2 separate regions of the Homo sapiens genome follow, and region 2 is linked to region 1. Evidence: chromatin contacts called from ENCODE Hi-C or POLR2A ChIA-PET data. All regions are on one chromosome and are shown on one strand. The core of a region is the stretch at or near the end of the contact, and the rest is flanking DNA. Distances in the headings are between cores, read along the strand shown. Region 1 holds the start of LINC02011 (long intergenic non-protein coding RNA 2011). Region 2 overlaps FGD5 (FYVE, RhoGEF and PH domain containing 5).

The links. Hi-C counts contacts between places; a loop is a spot of excess contacts on that map. ChIA-PET counts read pairs that join two places held with the same protein, here RNA polymerase II (POLR2A). Pooled maps may share reads with other maps.
Region 2: a loop to region 1 is called in a map of heart left ventricle, with 5 times the contacts of the local background. The contact joins the enhancer-like site here to the promoter of LINC02011 in region 1. A Hi-C loop is called at or near these places in 5 of 168 maps with a recorded cell type or tissue (HCT116, cardiac septum, heart left ventricle and 2 more), 1 of 37 single-sample maps with no recorded cell type and 5 of 50 pooled maps. POLR2A ChIA-PET finds 5 or more read pairs at or near these places in 2 of 52 experiments (K562 and activated CD4-positive, alpha-beta T cell).

The regions. Positions count from the first base shown.
Region 1 is chr3:14,809,768-14,813,191 of GRCh38, reverse strand. It overlaps LINC02011 (long intergenic non-protein coding RNA 2011), which reads left to right and starts at 1,778. Exons shown (of 3, transcript NR_135245.1): 1 at 1,778-1,834. It also overlaps a transcript of FGD5 not described here. RefSeq lists an enhancer at 1,708-2,208.
Region 2 is chr3:14,906,167-14,909,590 of GRCh38, reverse strand. FGD5 (FYVE, RhoGEF and PH domain containing 5) reads right to left here. Exons shown (of 20, transcript NM_152536.4): 10 at 1,880-1,951. Among named protein-coding and RNA genes, the nearest start is that of NR2C2, 40 kb to the left of the region's middle. Within about 2 kb of position 1,915, at least 4 of the 41 ENCODE cell types and tissues checked have a DNase peak (open chromatin) inside an H3K27ac peak, as active enhancers do; they include heart right ventricle, where a contact is called at or near this core.

The sequences.
Region 1 (3,424 bases), core at 529-3,028:
TTTTTTTCATAGGGCCGTTGAGAAGTTCCGGAAAATAACAGACATGATGCCTAATAAAGTCGACTGGCAGACATTTCCTACACCCTACTACGTGTTAGGCACTGGATAAAAAAGCAGGCTCTCAGGCTGGACAGCCTGGGTTTCAATCTTGTCTCAGCCCTTCAATAAGCCAGTGACCATAAAATCTCCGCACCTCAATTTTCCCATCTATAAAATGGGGATGGCAATGGTACTCAACTCATAAGATGACTGTGAAAACTAAATAAACTGATAGAAGTAAAACACCTAAAAGCAATACCAAGTCATATTAAGTACCCAATAAATATTAGCTGGTATTTACTGGTTGCTCTGCTACAGACACTGTTCTTTCTAGGCACCTTACGTGTTTTAGTCTATTTAATCTTACCAACCCCATTTTTCAGATAAAGAAACAGGTGTAGAGAGGTTGAATAACCTGCTTAAGGTCACATAACTAAGCATATGATGGTTCTGAGATTCAGTCCTATGGAGTCTGTGAACCACCATGCCATGTGATCAGGAAATTCAGACCATGGGGCACGGCCTGAATGTGAGGCTGGTATCATTACCATCACATTGAAAAAGGAACCAGGTTTACACTGGAGACAAATTACAGGAAGGCTGAACCCAAGAGCGACAACGGCTAAGATTTCCTGGGACCAAACCTGCCTCTAAGTTTATTCCGACTCACTCCATCCCCCAGATTCTCAGAGAAGGGAGGGTCTGCCCAAGCCTCATGCAGGAAAACGTGGGAAAACTGGAAACGCTCTCACCATTGTTATAAAGCGAGTTTTATTAGGAGTGTAGGAAAAAGCTAGCCTGGCTCTGTTCAGCCACGCCAGCACAGGCAGGAGGCAACCCCCTTTCCAAGCAGTGGCTGGCTGGGCTCTGGGCCTCTGTTTCAGCCTCTTCCATTCCCACAAAGTGGCACCCCCGATCCTGCTCCCCAGTTCTGTGACCCACACTCACTAACTGTCCAGGGGCCTGTATGCCCAGCAATAACAGGGCCTGGACATGGAAGGTGGCTGCCACACTCCCAGACTGTCTAAACGCGCAGCCTGCACCTCACTGCTAAAACAATGACTTTTTTTCATTAAAAAGATTTTTAAAAGAAAAAATCCTACACACACACACACATACATACACACACACACACACACACACACACACACCAGCAGGATATGGTTCCAAGACAGCCAAAATGGTGGCTTCCTGTTTCTTTAGGGATGTGTGTTTTGGAGTATGGCTTTGGACAAGGGTGTTGGTCGGGGAGCGGGCTGCCTTCTACTAAATTCTGTGAGAAAAAGAAAATAGAGTGGTGATTGCTCCTTGGCAGGCAGATGAAGTTAGCTGGGACTGTTCCCTTGCAAACTCTCATCTTAAGGGAACTTTCTGCCCTCCCCTTAGATGGCGTTGGGAATCCCGAGGACTGGGTTCCATGCACCACCCATCTCCGAGTCTCGCTTTCTAAATCCGTTAAATGGCACTACTCTGGAGGGATCCCTGCGATTTCAAACACATTTTGATTTCACGGAATCTCTGAACTGCAGGGATGAGCTGGGGGAGTCAAATTCATAGAGCAGGAACGCGATGGACTGGGGGTGGGGGAACCTGGAGCGGCTCAGCGCGGCGGCGAGGAGCGTCCCCTTGGCATTGGGTCCCCTAGGGGAGGCACAATGGAGGCCCCCGACCAGGGCGCTGCGAGGGAGGGGTGCGCTATAGGGGGATTAATTTAGGGCTTTTTAGTCTCATCTGGAGAGTAAGCTCCAAGCCTCGGGGTCTAGGAGGAGAGAAGGGAGCAGGAATCCTCCTTCCGGTATGCCGAGTACTGAAGGGCTGGGAACTGGTCCCGGAGTCGAAGAGAGCTCCGGGACGGGCCCCGTGGGTCAGGTGTTGCCCCTGAGAGATGAGCAAGGACCGGTCCGGGACGCTGGGGAATGGAGGGCAAAGGTTTTGGGGCCAGACGAAGTCGCTTTTGCGAAAGGGGCGTCTTTCTTCGTCGTGGAAGGGACCCTCACTCCGGGGAACGCCGTGCGAGTGGGATACTGGCGCGCACGGCCAGGGCGCGGCCTCGCCAAGGCTGAGAAGGTCCCTGAGGCAGGGCGCTTCGGACGGGGACCCCCGGTTCTCAGCCTCCTCGGCGAGAGGACCCCGGAGCCGCGCATGCTTTGGCCGAGGCCGAGCGGCACTGGAAGGTCGGAGGATTTCGGGCAGCTAGCCCCGGGCTCCCCGGGAGCTCCAACTTGGAGCGCCCGGCCGGGGTCCCTCGCGCTCGTGCCTCGGCGCCGGAGGTCGCCGGGCCTCCTACCTGCTCTGTTCATCTTCAGCGCGCGGGGCCCGGGCCGCCGTCGGCGTTTCAGTCCGTCCGCGGGTCCCAGTGCGACTCCGCACACCGCCTCCCTCCGCGGCCGCCCCGCGGGGCCCGCACCCCCTGGCGCCCGCCCGGCCCCGGCGCGCCTCGGACTCCGCGCGGCGCGCAGGGCAGTGGGGGCGCGAGCCGCGAGCCTCCGGGGCGGGGCCGCCGGGCGGGGGCGCGGGGCGGGGGAGGAGGAGGGGGCGCGAGCGCGGGGGCGGCGGCTGGGGCAGCGCCGGGCGTCGCGTCCGCTCCCGGCTCCGGGCGCGCTGCGCTCTGGCCGCCGTGCCTCCGCCTGCGCCTCTGCCTGCGCCGCAGCCGCGCCTCCACCCCCTCCTAGACATTTCCTCCGCTCCCGAAGAGGAAGGATTTTTTTTTCCCCTGCTCGGTCAGAGATTCAGGGAGGCGAGGGCCGGGGCGTCCCTGCGCACATTTAAAGGGGCCGTGGCCATGGGCACCGCGGGAGGCGCTGGGGGTTCGAAGGACGAGAACTCAGCGAGTTGGGTTTCTGGGGTGTTCCTGGCTCCTTCGCCCAGCGGACCATCTATCCCTTTATTTTTAACTCTGGGTATTCGTTCAGTGCCGCGCCAGCCTCTGCGCTGAGCACGGAACAAGACAGCCCCAGATTCTTGCCCTCATGGAGCGTAGACGGGAGGAAGTCGCTGGAGACACCATTTCAAAGCGAGGGAGGGAAACCAGGGCAATAGGGCTGAGCGATGGCTCTCAGATGGCGCCGCACATTCTTGGGACCCTCCCCAGCCTCACTGAATCAGAAACCCCGTGTTTTATCAAACCCTCCAGGTTTGAGAACCACCGGAGTAGAGACTGGGTGATCAAGGAAGGCCTCCCTGAGGAGGTGACATTGGAAGGGAGACCCAGTTAATGAGAAGCCTTTCCTTATCCACTCAGCACACACCGCGTAGCCCCTCACAGGTACCTGCCTGGCGACATAGATGACTCAGACCTGCCAGGTGGAGGAGTCTCCACCTCCCAGGAGTTCCCAGTCTGCTTGTCCACACAGACACAGACAGATAGTTCTGCTACCCCGAGGCT
Region 2 (3,424 bases), core at 666-3,165, 96 kb before region 1:
TACTGTGGTGACCCATCACAGTTTTTAACTGAGCTCATCAAAAGACTTCGGTTATCTGTCATGGTATTTCAGATGACCACAGTTATAAGGCTGGGCGCATACAATTACTAACCATAGTGACATACACTGATACATTTCCCTGTTTGACCTTCTTTTTTATGAATATGGTTTGTGTGCTCATGACTGTTTGACCCGTGGAACTATTGTTAGCACACAGCAGCATTTATGCTTGCAAAATTATATATGTTCGTAGTGCCTATTTTATTGTATAAAGTGGCCTATGAAGTATTCTGTTGTGTTTTTGTGTTTCTTAAATAAATTCCCGCTGGGCACAGTGGCTCACGCCTGTAATCCCAGCACTTTGCGAGGCTGAGGCAGGCTGATCACCTGAGGTCGGGAGTTTGAGACCAGCCTGACCAACATGGAGAAACCCCGTCTCTACTAAAAATACAAAATTAGCCAGGCATGGTGGCACATGCCTGTAATCCCAGCTATTCGGGAGGCTGAGGCAGGAGAATTGCTTGAACCGGGGAGGCGGAGGTTGCAGTGAGCCAAGATCGCACTCCAGCCTGGGCAACAAGAGCTAAACTCCAGCTCAAAAGAATGAATGAATGAATGGATGAATGAATGAATGAATGAATAAATAAATAAATAAATAAATAAATAAATTCCCTTTTTATTTATTATTTTTATTTATTTATTTATTCTTTTGGGAGGGAGTCTCGCACTGTCGCCCGGGCTGGAGTGCAATGGCGCGATCTCGGCTCACTGCAACCTCTGCCTCCTGGGTTTAAGCGATTATCCTGCCTCAGCCTCCCGAGTAGCTGGGACTACAGGCCACCACATCTGGCTAATTTTTTGTATTTTTAGTAGAGAAGGGGTTTCACTATGCTAGCCAGACTGATCTCGAACTCCTGACCTTGTGATCTGCCTGCCTCAGCCTCCCAAAGTGCTGGGATTACAGGCATGAGCCACCACACCCGGCCCCATAAATTCCCCTTTTAAAAATATAAATATCTTTAAAATATTTTTCTAAATTATTTTTTCCAGAATTATATTTTTGGGATTTTGATCTTTTGGGATTTCAACGTTTGGGATCATGGTGCTCAAGACTGTGTCTTTCAGGATTCTGGGTGGTCCAAGCCATGACTCCCTCCTTGGTTTGTACCCACGAGGAGTCCATTCAGAACAGAGCCTCGGAAGGTCTACTAAAACAGCTGAAGACCTGGGAACAGCTGCTATAGCCCCCGTAATTCTGGAGATACAAATAGATGTTTAAGAAACAATTTACCAAACTCATGATCACTAAATGTAACTTTACAGAATCTCAGTCCCATGAGACACCTGCTAATCTTGAGTAAAATTCCCCTGAGCATGTACTTTCATTCCTTTGTCTCTTGTCCTTTATGGAGCACAACTGGTAATGAACATTTTTTACTGTTTTTAAGCTGAGTTTTACATTTTCCATTTGGAAGCTTTAAAGAGAGTGGATTTATCTCCTCAAGAATGTTATTTTTAAGAAAATTTCTAAGGGTTTGCTCTTGGGAGATCATTTTCTGTTTTCCCAGCAACTCTGCACTGAAAATATTTGGTGCTTCCTCTCCTTGGAGGTGAGGAGAGCCACAGGGAACACAGAAAAAACCTGGCGCTGAGTCTTTAACTGCTCTGCAGGCAACACATGGGGTGGAGAACCCCAGGGAAGGCAGCCTAGGACTGCGGCCAGGAGAATCCAGTGAGCCCACGCCCACCCGCCTGCCTGCCCTCCATGGGTAGACAGCACCTGCAGCCAGGCCTGTCTGGGGCCAGCCCAGTGAACAATGGGGCTTATCGGAGCCTCGCCCAGCCACCCTCTGCCCCTACCCATGGTGGCGGCACTCACCCTTCCTGGCTGGAGGAGATCCCCTTGGCCCCGGACGCTGTGCTCAATGTGGACCAGCTTCTGCAGGTTTTCCTGTGGGTGGGAATGGGGTGAGGGAGAGATGGTCAGGGCCCCTACCAGGCGTCTTATCTCCTCTGTAAGGCATGGCGTTGCTTCTGTTTCAGACAAAAATGAAGCCCGGAAAGGCCTGCCCCAAATCCAACCTCCTGTACAAGGCAGGACTGGGATCCGAGCCTGGGTCTGCAGGGAGCCACCACCATGGCTCTATGTGCTGTGGAGCCGGCTGCCTGGCCTCACTGTGCTGTCCAGCATCCCTGTGTTTCTCTGGACAACTGCTCCTACGCTCTCTAAGCCTATGTCTCTCATGAGGTCTGGAGCATGGGGACTTCATCGGACCCAAGGCTGGCCTCAGGCCCTCCTGGCTTGTAGCCCATGAAACACAGCACCTGCAGAGGAAACTGGATCCACACTCTGTGGAGCCTCGTGGTTAGAAAAATAAGTGTGCCTTGTCAGTACTTCACTGGGTTAGCCACAAAATGTAAAGTAACAGCCCCCTGTCTCCTCTGCACAGCACCCCACAATCCTAGATACAACAAGCGCCCACCCTGTGGGCAGGTGCCCCTTGAACCTTACACAGGGCAGGTTCTAAAGTTGTAAGGTGAACATTGTGGGTAGAGAATTTGCCCTGAAAAGTCCTTTCCATTATCTATGGTTTTGGGCATAAAATCCTATGTAGTAAAAAATGAGTAATTGTGGTTCCATTTCCATTTAAGATGTAGGAAGTACAAGAGAACACTGTTCTCATTGTAGTGTGAAAAAGCCAGATAACCTTCAAAATCATAACTATGCTTCAGCCTGTGGGAGAGCTGGGGTCACAAGGCAACCGAGTGAACTGGGTTCCACCTGGCAAGCCCGTCCACAAAGGAATGAGATGCAGGAACTGCCGCACCTTTGGTGACACACAGGAGGCAGAGGTGGCTGGTGTAAAGGAAGGTAAGAAGAAAGCAGCGAAAATGTTAATGAATTCTCAAAGGACAGGTGTGGGCTGGTGCCAGTTTAGAGTAATGGGGAGCTGCAGACGCGAGGGAATCTGTCCTCACTTGCAAGCTCTCATCCACGAGTCTCTGCCACGTGCCCACGAGAAAGGCAGGGGCAAGGTGGGGCCACATGCAAAGCCCTGCCCACTTCCTCAGGCCTTCTCTCATGCAAGGCTTCAGTTCCAGGAGGAGGCCAGGAGACCTCCCACCCCCACAGCCCAGGCAAAGGTCTGCTCCTCTAGGGAAAGAGAGGAAAGCTGCACCCTAGGACGGGGGCGATAACCCCTTGGACCCAGTACTGTGCACCAATACCTTGCTGGGGGATGGCCAGAAACCTGTCTAAGGCCAGCCACAGAGCCACAGAGCTCAGCCGCCATGGAGGGGAGGGACAGGAATGCTGTGAGAGCCCGGCTCACAGGCCCTGCTTCAGATGTAGGCATGTGCCCACCATAAGTCCAGCACTGAGTAACACAGGGCAGTAGCCTGCCTCTGAGAAGAGCAAGAACAT